Linked DNA regions of Homo sapiens: region 1 is linked to region 2. A link is an interaction called in ENCODE POLR2A ChIA-PET data of the cell type or tissue named here. Cell type or tissue: A673. All regions are shown on one strand. Each heading gives the region's core, and the rest is flanking DNA. Links, peaks and the distances in the headings are about the cores only. Region 1 has its middle 55 kb from the start of KIFC3. Region 2 holds the start of CX3CL1 (C-X3-C motif chemokine ligand 1).

Region 1 (7,288 bases), core at 2,050-4,549, 480 kb after region 2:
ATAAAATAAAATAAAATAGTATTCAAATTATCTAAGAGAGGATAAGAAAGGGCAAACAGAAACAAAACATAGAGGGAACAAACAGAAAACAATTCATTGGTGAACCCAAATTCGAGCATATTAATAATCACATTAAGTGTAAATAGTCTAAATACACCAACTAAAAGAATTTTTTAATTTTAATTTTAGTTTTTAATTTTGCTTATTTATTTATTTTTGAGACAAAGTCTCGCTCTGTCACCCTGGTTGGAGTGCAATGGCACAATCTCCGCTCACTGCAACCTCCACCTCCCAGGTTCAAGCAATTCTCCTGTCTCAGCCTCCTGAGTAGCTGGGATTACAGGCGTGCGCCACCATACCCGGATAATTTTTTGTATTTTTAGTAGAGATGGGGTTTCACCCTGTTGTCCAGGCTGGTCTCGAACTCCTGACCTGAAGTGATCCACCCTCCTCGGCCTCCCAAAGTGTTGGGATTATAGGTGTGAGCCACTGCACCTGGCCTTAATTTTTATTTGATTATTATTTTTTGAGACTGGGTCTCGTTCTGCCACCCAGGCTGGAGTGCAGTGGTGTGATCATGGCTCAATGTAGCCTCGACTTCCCAGGCTCCAGCAATTCTGCCACCTCAGCCTCCTGAGGAGCTGAGACCACAGGTGCACACCATCACACCCAGCTAATTTTTGTATTTTTGCTAGAAATGGGGTTTCACCATGTTGCTCAGGCTGGTCTCAAACTCTTGAGTTCAAGCGATTCACCTGCCTCACCCTCCCAAAGTGCTGGGATTACAGGTGTGAGCCACCATGCCCAGCTGGAAATTGTTAAATTGAATTTTTGAAAAAACTCAACTACGTGATGTCTAAAAGAAAACCCACTTTATATATAATGATATAGGTATGTTAAAAGTATAAAGATGGGGCCAGGTGCGGTGGCTTTTGCCTATAATCCCAGCACTTTGGGAGGCCAAGGCGGGCAAATCACTTCAGGTCAGGAGTTCGAGACCAGCCTGCCCAACATGGCAAAACCCTGTCTCTACTAAAAATACAAAAATTAGCCAGCCATGGTGGCATGCACCTGTAGTTCCAGCTACTTGGGAGGCTGAGGCAGGAGAATTGCTTGAACCTGGGAGGTGGAGGTTGCAGTGAGTTGAGATCGCGCCACTCCACTCCAGCCTGGGTGACAGAGCAAGACTCCGTCTCAGAAAAAAAAAAAAAAAGAAAGAAAGAAAATTACCACAGATAGAAACGTGAGCAACACCATCAACCAACTGGATCTAACTGACATTCCTGGAATACTCTACCCAAGAACAACAGAATATATTCTTTTCAAGTGCCCTGGGTCATAAACCAAATCTCAACAAATTTAAAAGAAATTAAATCATATAAAGTTATTCCCTGACCACAAAGGAATTAAACTAGAAATCAATAGAAAAATATCTGGAAAATCTCCAAGTGCTTGAAAGTTACACAACACACTTCTAAATAATCCATGAATCAAAGTGGAAGTTTTGGCTGGGCACAGTGGCTGACACCCGTAATCCCAGCACTTTGGGAAGTCAAGGCGGGAGAATCATTTGAGGCTTGGAGTTTGAGATGAGCCTGGGCAACATAGCAAGATGCCATCTCTACAAAGAATAAAAATTAAAAACAAAATAAAAAAGGTGAAAGGGGTTCCCCCTCCCCATTTCTTTCTTTTTTTTTTTTTTTTTTTTTTTTAGACATGGTCTTGCTTTGTTGCCCAGGCTGGAGTGCAATGGTGTCATCTTGGCTCACTGAAACCTTCGCCTCCCAGGTTCAAGTGATTCTCATGCCTCAGCCTCCCAAGTAGCTGGGATTACAGGCGTGCCCCACCACGCCCAGCTAATTTTTGTATTTTTAATAGAAATAGGATTTCACCATATTGGCCAGGCTGGTCTCAAACACTGGGCCTCATGTGATCTACCCGCCTTGGCCTCTCAAAATGTTGGAATTACAGGCATGAGCCACCGCACCCAGCCAAAAAGGTGAAAGTTTGGATAGAAATTGGGAAATATTTAAACTGAATGAAAGCAAAAGTACAACATATAAAAATTTGTGAGATTCAGGTAAAAAGTACTTAGTGGAAAATTTATAACATCAAATGCTTATCTTAGCAGAGAAAAAAAAGCTAAGCTTCCAACCTAAGAAACTATCATAAGAACAAAATAAATTCAAAGCAAGCAGAAGCAAAGAAATAATAACATTAAGAGCAGAACTTGGCCAGGTGTGGTGGCTCAGGCCCGTAATCTCAGCCCTGTGGGAGACCAAGGCAGGTGGATCACTTGAGGTCAGGAGTTCGAGACCAGCCTGGCCAACATGGCAAAACCATGTCTCTACTAAAAATACAAAAATTAGCTCAGCGTGGTGGCACACACCTATAGTCCCAGCTACTAGGGAGGCTGAGGCAGAAGAATCGCTTGAACCTGGGAGGCAGAGGTTGTAGTGAGCCAAGATCATGCCACTGCACTCCAGCCTGGGTGACAGAGTGAGACTCCATCTCAAAAAAAAAAAAAAACCAAAAACAAAAACAAACTAACAATAACAACAAAAAACAAAACATTAAGAGCAGAAATTAATAAATGGTAATGGAAATAAGGCTGGACGCAGGGGGCTCACACCAGTAATCCCAGCACTTTGGGAAGTGGAGGTGGGAGGATCACTTGAGCCCAGGCATTTGAGACCAGCCTGGGCAACATAGCAAGACCCTGTCTGTATATAACTAAAATTTAAATTTAAAAAAAAAGAAAAAAAAAGGCTGGGCACAGTGGCTCATGCCTGTAATCCCAGCACTTTGGGAAGCCAGAATGGATGAATTGCTTCAGCTCAGGAGTTTGAGACCACCCTAGGCAATATGGTGAAACCCTGGCTCTACCAAAAAATACAAAAATTAGCTGGCATGGCAGCACACCCCTGAGGTCCCAGCTATTCAGGAGGGTGAGGTGTGATGATCGCTTGAGCTGGGAGGTGGAAGTTGCAGTGCATTCCAGCCTGGGTGACAGAGACCGTGTCTAAAAAAAGAAAGGAAGGAAGGAAGGAAAGAAGGGAGGGAGGGAGGGAGGGAGGAAGGAAGGGAGGGAAAAAAGAAAGAAAAAGAAAGAAGAAAGAAAAAAAGAAAGAAAGAAAAGAAAAGTGTAAAAAGAATAGAGAAAAACCAATAAACCCAAAAGCTGGTTCTTTGAAACAATCAATTAAAACTGCTAGCTAGACTGACAAAGAAAAAGAGGGAAGACAGAAATTATCAATATCAGAAGGAAAGTGTGTATATAATAAAGACCTCACAGATGTTAAAAGGATAATAAGGAAATATTACAAACAACTCTGTGCACATAAGTTTGACAATTTAGATGAAATGGACCAATTCCTTAAAGCCACAAACTACCAAACCCACCCAAGAAGAAATAGACAGACTAAATAGTCCTATATCCGTTAGAAGAAATTGAATTCATAGCTAAAATCCTTCCAGAAAAGAAAACTTAGGTCCAGATGGTTTTACTGGTGAATTCTACCAAACATTTCAAGAAGATATAACACCAGTAGAACACTTCCTAACTAATTGTGTGAGCCCAGCATTACCCCGATACCAATGAATCTGATGGATTGCTATTTATTAGTAATGCCTACAACTGACCACATACCACAAAATCCACCTGCAAAAGATACAGCAGTGCTTTAATTCCAAGGCAGAGCAGCACAGGCCCACTCTCCCTGTGTGCTGTGTGTCTTCCAAGGATCTTCAGAGAAGGATATATTCTTCTGGTTTCTGCCAACATTCTCAGGAAAGAGTAAACGTGAAGGTCAGGAATCGCCATACCTTAGATACTGGCTTCTTCTTCCTTAGCACAGCCTGTTTCCAAATCTTGTTCCAGGGCCCCTGACTTCAGCTTGGCCTCCTGAGACTCTTAGCCCATTTCTGACTTTCGTAAGTCTCCCAGAACCCCCTAAAACCTTTCTTTTTTTTTTTTTAATTATACTTTAAATTCTGGGATACATGTGCAGAACATGCAGGTTTGTTACATAGGTATACACGTGTCATGGTGGTTTGCTGTACCCATCAACCCGTCATCTCCATTAGGTATTTCTCCTAATGCTATCCCTCCTCTAGCCTCCCACCCCCTAACATGCCCCAGTGTGTGACGTTCCCCTCCCTGTGTCTATGTGTTCTCATTGTTCAACTCCCACTTATGAGTGAGTATGTTCAGTGTTTGGTTTTCTGTTCCTGTGTTAGTTTGCTGAGAATGATGGTTTCCAGCTTCATCCATGTCCCTGCAAAGGACATGAATTCATCCTTTTTTATGGCTACATAGTATTCCATGGTGTATATGTGCCACATTTTCTTTTTCTTTTTTTTTTTATTTCTTTTCTTTCTTTCTTTCTTTCTTTTTTTTTTTTTTTTTTTTTTGAGACAGAGTCTCTCTCTGTCGCCCAGGCTGGAGTGCAGTGGCACGATCTCGGCTCACTGCAACTTCCGCCTCCTGGGTTCAAGTGATTCTCCTGCCTCAGCCTCCCGAGTAGCTGGCACATGCCACCCCACCCGACTAATTTTTGTATTTTTAGTAGAGATGGAGTTTCACCACGTTGGCCAGGCTGGTCTCGATCTCCTGACCTTGTGATCCACCTGCCTCGGCCTCCAAAAGTGCTGGGATTACAGGCGTGAGCCACCGCGCCTGGCCCCACATTTTCTTTATCCAGTCTATCATTGATGGGCATTTGGGTTGTTTCCAAGTCTTTGCTACTATGAATAGTGCTGCAATAGCTTTCTTTTTTTAGCTTTCCTGATACTGAATGAGCAAAGAAATTTAGCTTCTTTTAGTCTCAGAGCCTCATTGCAATCCAAATGTCCATTATATGTCTTCCCGGGCGCAGAGCACTTCGCCCCTAGGAGAAGAAGCCTTCCCTTCCCCGGAACACAGAAATAGCTGAAGCCAATTTTAGTTTTTTGTTTTATTTTTGCTTTTTGTTTTGTTTTGATTTTTCCTTCCTGTCTCATTTCAGTAATAGCAGAAAGATATCCAATATAAGGTCCGTGAACCATTTATAGAAAATTAAAGTGCACCTCATGACAGTCAGTGCACATCATGACAGCCAGCATTGTCTTTCTCTGGAGTTCTGCTCCAGGTGTATAATTGCATGTCATTAACTTTCTATATCTCACCAATTCACAAACATAGCTTTTTTTTTAACCATCCCCTCCCTTAACAAATTTAAATTTACATAATTGAGGCCGGGTGCAGTGGCTCACACCTGTCATCCCAGCACTTTGGGAGGCTGAGGTGGACGGATCACTTGAGGTCAGGAGGTCAAGACCAGCCTGGCCAACACGGTAAAACACTGTTTCTACTAAAAGTACAAAAAAGATTAGCTGAGCGTGGTGGCACGTGCCTGTAATCTCAGCTACTCCGGAGGCTGAGGCACGAGAATAGCTTGAACTGGGGAAATCAATGCCGCAGTGAGCTGAGATCACACCACTGCTTTCCAACCTGGGCAACAGAGCAAGACTGTCTCAAAAAATAAAAAAAAGAAAAGAAAATACATAATTGAATTCACAAAACAAATTTAATTGCTATGTATATGAAGACAGACAAATGCATGGAAAAATATTCTGTGACGTATTCTTTGGTTTTATAACAAAAAAGGCAAACAGACACTTTTACTTTACCTTGTTCTTATCTTAATATAATACATAGGACCATATCCACCTCTTTATTTCAGAAAGTATTTGAACAGTTTCTATTCTGGAGGATTAGAGATTTCCTTGAAGCCATTACTACTCTACAACTTTATACTGTGATGGGCAGCAAAGATAATATTGTGCCTGATCACAAAGAGGAGACACAAGCCTTTCCAGAAATGTCTACGCTAAAGACACACACCAAAAATAAGGAGTTTACTAATCTATATTCTCAGCTTGAGTATTTTGTCTGCTTCCACTTCTAGACTTAAGATAAGGCTACGTTCCTCACCCTCCTTCCTCCAGCACTTGCTTCATGCAGTTAAAATGGAATGAATGACTTTAGTTAAAGCGTCAAAAGAGTCTCACTAAGGAGATACTAATTATAGCTGTTTTCACGAAGCTCTCAGAAACTCCAGCAGGGGGCTCATTCATTCCTGCTGAGCTGCTACAGACCCTAAGATTATGTTGTCTACATCAGCCTTAGAAATTTCCCACAAGCAACACTCCTCCCACACCCGCCGAAGTCATACACCAGTTACAGTGGGAGGGCAACTGTGTAGGTCACTACAAAGGGAACTGTTAGTTTCATCCCCACATTCCCCACAAACATTTAAAATAAAATCAAGGCAGGGTGCAGTGACTCACTTGTAATCCCAGCACTTCGGGAGGCTGAGGCGGGCAGACCACTTGAGGGCAGGAGTTTGAGACCAGCCTGGCCAACATGGTGAAACCTTGTCTCTACTAAAAATACAAAAATTAGCCAGGTGTGGTGGCGCATGCCTGTAGTCCCAGCTATTCAGGAGGCTGAGGAGGAAAGATGGCTTGAACCCAGGAGGCAGAGGTTACAGAGAGTTGAGATCGTGCCACTGCACTCCAGCCTGGGCAACAGAGTGAGACTCTGTCTCAAAAATAAAATAAAATAAAATAAAATAAAATAAAATAAAATAAAATAAAATAAAATAAAATAAAATAAAATAAAAACAAGTGGGGCAGGTGAAGCTCCCTTAATTCCTCCCTAGGAAATTCTATAAAGGCAGAGTACAATTTAGAAAATCAAACTGGGGCTCTGGCTCACGCCTGTAATCCCAGCACTTCGGGAGGCCGAAGCAGGTGGATAACCTGAAGTCAGGAGTTCAAGACCAGCCTGACCAACATGGTGAAACCCCGTCTCTACTAAAAATACAAAATTAGCTGGGCATGGTGGCACATGCCTGTAATCCCAGCTACTCAGGAGGCTAAGGCAGGAGAATCACTTGAACTTGGGAAGAGGAGGTTGCAGTGAGCCAAAGATCATGCATTGCACTCCAGCCTGGGCAACAGGAGTGAAACTCTGTCTCAAAAAAATTTAAAATAAGAAAATCAAACTGGACATCCAAATGATAATTAACTTACATATGTTCATTCATTACCATTGCTGTTACCAGAAAATGGGTCTTGTCCCAGACCCCAAGAGTGGGCTCTTAGATCTCACTTTCTTGGGAAAGAATTCAGGGCAAGTTGCAGAGTATAGCGAAGTTAAGATAGTTTGTTAGAGACTATTACGGAGTAGGGCTTCCTCAGAAAGCAAGAGGAGGAATGCCCCTACTTTAAACTTTTTATTTAT
Region 2 (4,384 bases), core at 1,885-4,384:
AGCTCTGGTGATCCACCCACCTCGGCCTCCCAAAGTGCTGGGATTATAGGCGTGAGCCACTGCGCCCAGCCATTGGTGGAGATTTGAAAGTCTTTGTACGATTCTTTCTTTTGTATTGTTGAATATTTTCCAAAACAGAAATTTTAAAGAGACAAAGCAAAATTCTGCCCATCTTCAGATGGAAAGATCATCTCTCTCACCCACCTTTCTTGTTTCCCCAACAAGCATGCAGTTCTCCCTTCCTGCCCGAGCCCACAGCCTCTAGCCCTCTGGTAGGGCTGGCAACTTCTCTCTCCTACTGAGCTACAGCTCCTGGGGGCAAGGACTTCAGCTCACTTGCCTTTGTGTCCCCCATCCCACCACATTGCCTGGCACACACCGGGCTCAATAACAGATACTAATGCCTCCTGCGTGCCAGGCACTGTGAAAGTCCTTAGTTTTATTCACTGTCGTGGTGGCTTGATGAGGTGGCTGTTTGCATCCCATTTTACATATAGGGAAGCTGAAATGCAGAGAGAGGTTAAGTCACTTGCCCAAGGGAACACCCCTTATCCGTGGTGGAGTCCTGCTGATGTATTTATTTATTTTTTTTCAGATAGGGTCCCACTCTGTGCCCAAGCTGGAGTGCAGTGGCATGATCATGGCTCAATGCAGCCTCAACCTCCCCAGGCTCACTTGATCCTTCCACTTTAGCCTCCTGAGCAGCTGGGACTGCAGGCACAGGCCACCACACTAATTTTCGTATATTTTTTGTAGGGAGGGGGTTTCACCATGTTTGTAGAGAGGGGGTTTTGCCAGGCTGGTCTCAGATTCCCGGGAATCTGCCTCTGCCTCCTGCCTCGGCCTCCCAAAGTGCTGGGATTACAGGTGTGAGCCACCACATCCGGCCTGGAGTCCTGTTTAGCCTTGGGTCTGGCTAGCCTGAAAGCCTGGTTATTGTGTCCAAATTAAATCTAAATTCAGTTCTTAACATCCTAATGAGATAGATGGGGGTGATCATTCCCATTTTATGGGAGTAGAAGCTGGACCTGGGGAGGGTAGAGGGTGTCCAAAGGGTCAAATGAGGAAAAGCAGAGCCGTGCTTTGCATTTTCGCTTCTATTTTATGCCAGGCTCTGTCCCGTACCCTATGGACATAAACTCACTTAGTCTTCACATTGGTCCTCGCAGTGAGGGTGGAGGCAGGTGGTGGACCCTACTGGTCTTGAGCTCAGACCTCAGAGCCAGCTGGCTGGGACGAATCCAGGATCCCTCATTTCCTGGCTGGTGAACCTAAGAAAATGTCTTTTTTTTTTTTTTTTTTTAGACAGAGTCTCACTCTGTCACCCAGGCTAGAGTGCAGTGGCGTGATCTTGGCTCACTGCAACCCTCTGCCTCCCAGGTTCAAGCGATTCTCCTGCCTCAGCCTCCCAAGTAGCTGGGATTACAGGTGTGCACCACACCCAGCTAATTTTTGTATTTTTAGTAGAGACGAGGTTTCACCGTGTTGGCCAGGCTGGCCTCGAACTCCTGACCTCAGGTGATCCACCCACCTCAGCCTCCCAAAGTGCTGGGATTACAGGCGTGAGCCATCGCACTCGGCCTCCTCCTCTGTTCTTACATGAACAGAGCAGAAAGAACACGACCTCAGTTTTTATCCCTCCTTGTCCCTCTCTGGGCCTCAGTTTCACCAGTTATAAAAAGAGGGATTGGACATTGGGAATGAGAAGGCTACTAGCTTCCCATGTGCACAGGCCAGGACAGATTCTCTGAGCATGAGTGGACCTTGGCTCCTGCCAAGGGTGTTCCGCTACTTCAAGAAGTATCTAGCCTCCTAACCCCTAACCCCATGCACCAGGCAGCCCATTGGGTTGGGTGGGGGGGCGGGGGGGGGTGGTTGAGGAGAGAGAGGTCCCTGGCCTTGGGATCTGTGGCCCCTCTGCCCAGCCCAACTGGCTCATAGCGTGGGATGCTGGCTCCACAACTGGTTTCCCTCAGATTGGCAGCCTGGAGACACCAGTACAGCTCAGTCCTATACCAAGGCAGAGCTGCTGACTCTTCTGGAGTCTCAGGGATTGTTGCCACTGCCTTTAGGGAAGGCTGCCATGAAGGCAGACTGTGTTCTAATGTGCTCCCAAGGCTGGCAAGCCTCTGCACCCTTCGGTGAGAGCCTGTTGGAGGGCCGGTGCTGGGAAGCCCTCTCCCCATTGCACTAGCCCAATGCTCTCTTTGGGCAGATAGAGAACTCAGGCCCCACGAGAGGCAAGCCTTATCCAAGCCACGGCTACAGAGTTGAGGAGCCAAGAGCCACAGAGTTATCGGGGATGGGTTGGCAGCCACCTTGTTCTTTGGGCTAACAGGGGCCAGAGCAGAGGTGGGAGTGGGTGCAAAGCAGGGAGCGGGAGACCGGGAGGTGGAGGCAGGGAGGCCAGGGCTCTCTCCTGGGTCCTGAGCTGTCCACATTCTGCTCATCATGGTGGTGGGAGGGGAGTTCTCCACTCTGATGCTGTGGATAACCTGGGGTGGCTCCGGGCCTCAGTTTCCCCATCTATCCATATGAAGTTGGACTCAATCCTTCTTTCAGCAGACCCTGCACCAAGCCCCTGCTGACTTCAGGCTCCCTGCTGGGCTCTGGAGATGCATAGATCAACAAGGTCCCCCAGGAGCTTGGGATTCTAAGAGGGGAAATTTAGGGGTCCATCCTGATGTGGGCGAGGCATTCTCTGGATCAAAGAAGAGCTTGTCAGACCCAGGATGGAGGGGCCCTGAGTCTCTCCCGGCCCCTTGGCGCCCCGCTCTCTATTCCACGGCCTGCTGGCCTTTTGTGTGTTGCCCACTTAGGATCAAGGGCCCCAGGCCAGATCCTAGGGCATGTTCCCAGCTTGTGGCAGGAGAGGAGGCCTTTGTACCCAGGCAGGCCCAGTCCAGCCTCCCGGGGAAGGTCCCAGTATGACAAGCCTAGGATGGTGAGAAGCCCAGGGACACAAAGCCGGCTTGGTTCCTTGGCAACATCCTGAGGAATCCAGCGGCTGCACACTGGCTCCCTTCCTCTCCCCTCCCACCCTCCTGCCTGCGGGGGCTGGAGGCGGAGGCAGCCAACCCCATTATAAAAAGCCACAGATCTCTGGCGGCGGCAAGGGGACAGCACTGAGCTCTGCCGCCTGGCTCTAGCCGCCTGCCTGGCCCCCGCCGGGACTCTTGCCCACCCTCAGCCATGGCTCCGATATCTCTGTCGTGGCTGCTCCGCTTGGCCACCTTCTGCCATCTGACTGTCCTGCTGGCTGGTAAGTGGGGCTTGACTTGGGCACAAACAGGGTAGGGAGCCCCCAGCCCCTTGTCTATCCCTCAAGCCTGACATCAGGGGCCCCAGACCCTGCCTGGGTAAAGCTCAAGGCCGGTGGCAGCCGCTTCCCCAGGGATGTGCGAGAGGGGGCTGGGCACCTCGCTTCCCCCAGATGCAGCGCTGGACAGATTTCCAGTTGCCAGCGACCGCCCTGCCTGGCCCAGCGAGCAAAGTGGCTGTGCCTGGAAGCACAGAGAGGTGGTGTGGGTGGCATAAGGGAGCCAGGTGTGGGTGTGCCAGGAGGGCGGGGGTGGAGAGAGCCTGCAGAAGCTCCTGCTGGGCACTGGGGTGGGAGGCCCTGGCTGACAGTGGCTGGCTCTTTCCATCAAGCGTTAATGTGTAACCCGCAGCCCTGGCCCTGGGCCAGGCCACAGTTGGGACTTTCTCCTGTCCTGTTTTCAAAGCCCCCAGGATTAGGGGGCCCAGGACCAGTGAAGGTCAAGGTCACTGCAGCTCATGGTTGGGGCTTGCCACTGCTGTGCTAGTCTATAGCCCCAGTTGCTCTGCCTGTGTCTACCCGTCATGCTGTCTTCCTCCTCCAAGCACAGTGTAGAAAATGCTTTTGCCTCTAGTCACTTGCTTACTGAAGCCCAGGACCTGGTAGGGGTACATAATTAACCATCCTACCTGATATGGATAAGATGGAGGCCCAGAGAGGTTTAGAAACTGGCCTGACAATGCACAGCCAGCAAGTAGGGCAGGAGAAGGTAAGACACATGGGACTGAATGCAGGAGAGAGCACAGATGCACACTCACCACCTCTGTGGGCCACATCACCTCCATGAACCGCTAGCCAGCCCCCTCCTCAGGGAGTGCCCCCACCATCTGGCAGGGTGACCTTCAGAGAAGGTGGGCACACAGCAAGTCTGGGAGAATGAGAAGTAGTCCCCACTGTCCAGATATTTCCATGGAGCAAACTCACCCTGGGGCAGGGAGCAGGTGTGTGGGTGGGTGGGCACGTGAGAGTGGTGGAGGCAAATTCCTGCTGGCTTCCTGCTGTCTGGGCTGGGGCCCTGAAGCCTGAGGTGTCTGCGGACAGTGAGATCTGGAAAGCAGGGAGTCA

Evidence for each region. ChIA-PET counts read pairs that join two places held together with the same protein. Peaks named below come from ENCODE experiments on the same cell type or tissue, not always from the same donor. Only the 100,000 strongest peaks of a DNase experiment are listed, where the experiment ranks them.
Region 1: POLR2A ChIA-PET joins it to region 2 with 15 read pairs; 2 of 35 experiments call an interaction of 5 or more read pairs at or near these places.

The regions. Positions count from the first base shown.
Region 1 is chr16:57,853,432-57,860,719 of GRCh38, forward strand. It overlaps a transcript of KIFC3 not described here. Among named protein-coding and RNA genes, the nearest start is that of KIFC3, 55 kb to the left of the region's middle. In A673, for the core only: no CTCF peak of the experiment used is centred there; no DNase peak of the experiment used is centred there; H3K27ac peaks cover 526 bases.
Region 2 is chr16:57,369,377-57,373,760 of GRCh38, forward strand. CX3CL1 (C-X3-C motif chemokine ligand 1) reads left to right here and starts at 3,114. Exons shown (of 3, transcript NM_002996.6): 1 at 3,114-3,262. The coding sequence starts at 3,193. In A673, for the core only: no CTCF peak of the experiment used is centred there; a DNase peak (open chromatin) is centred at 3,045.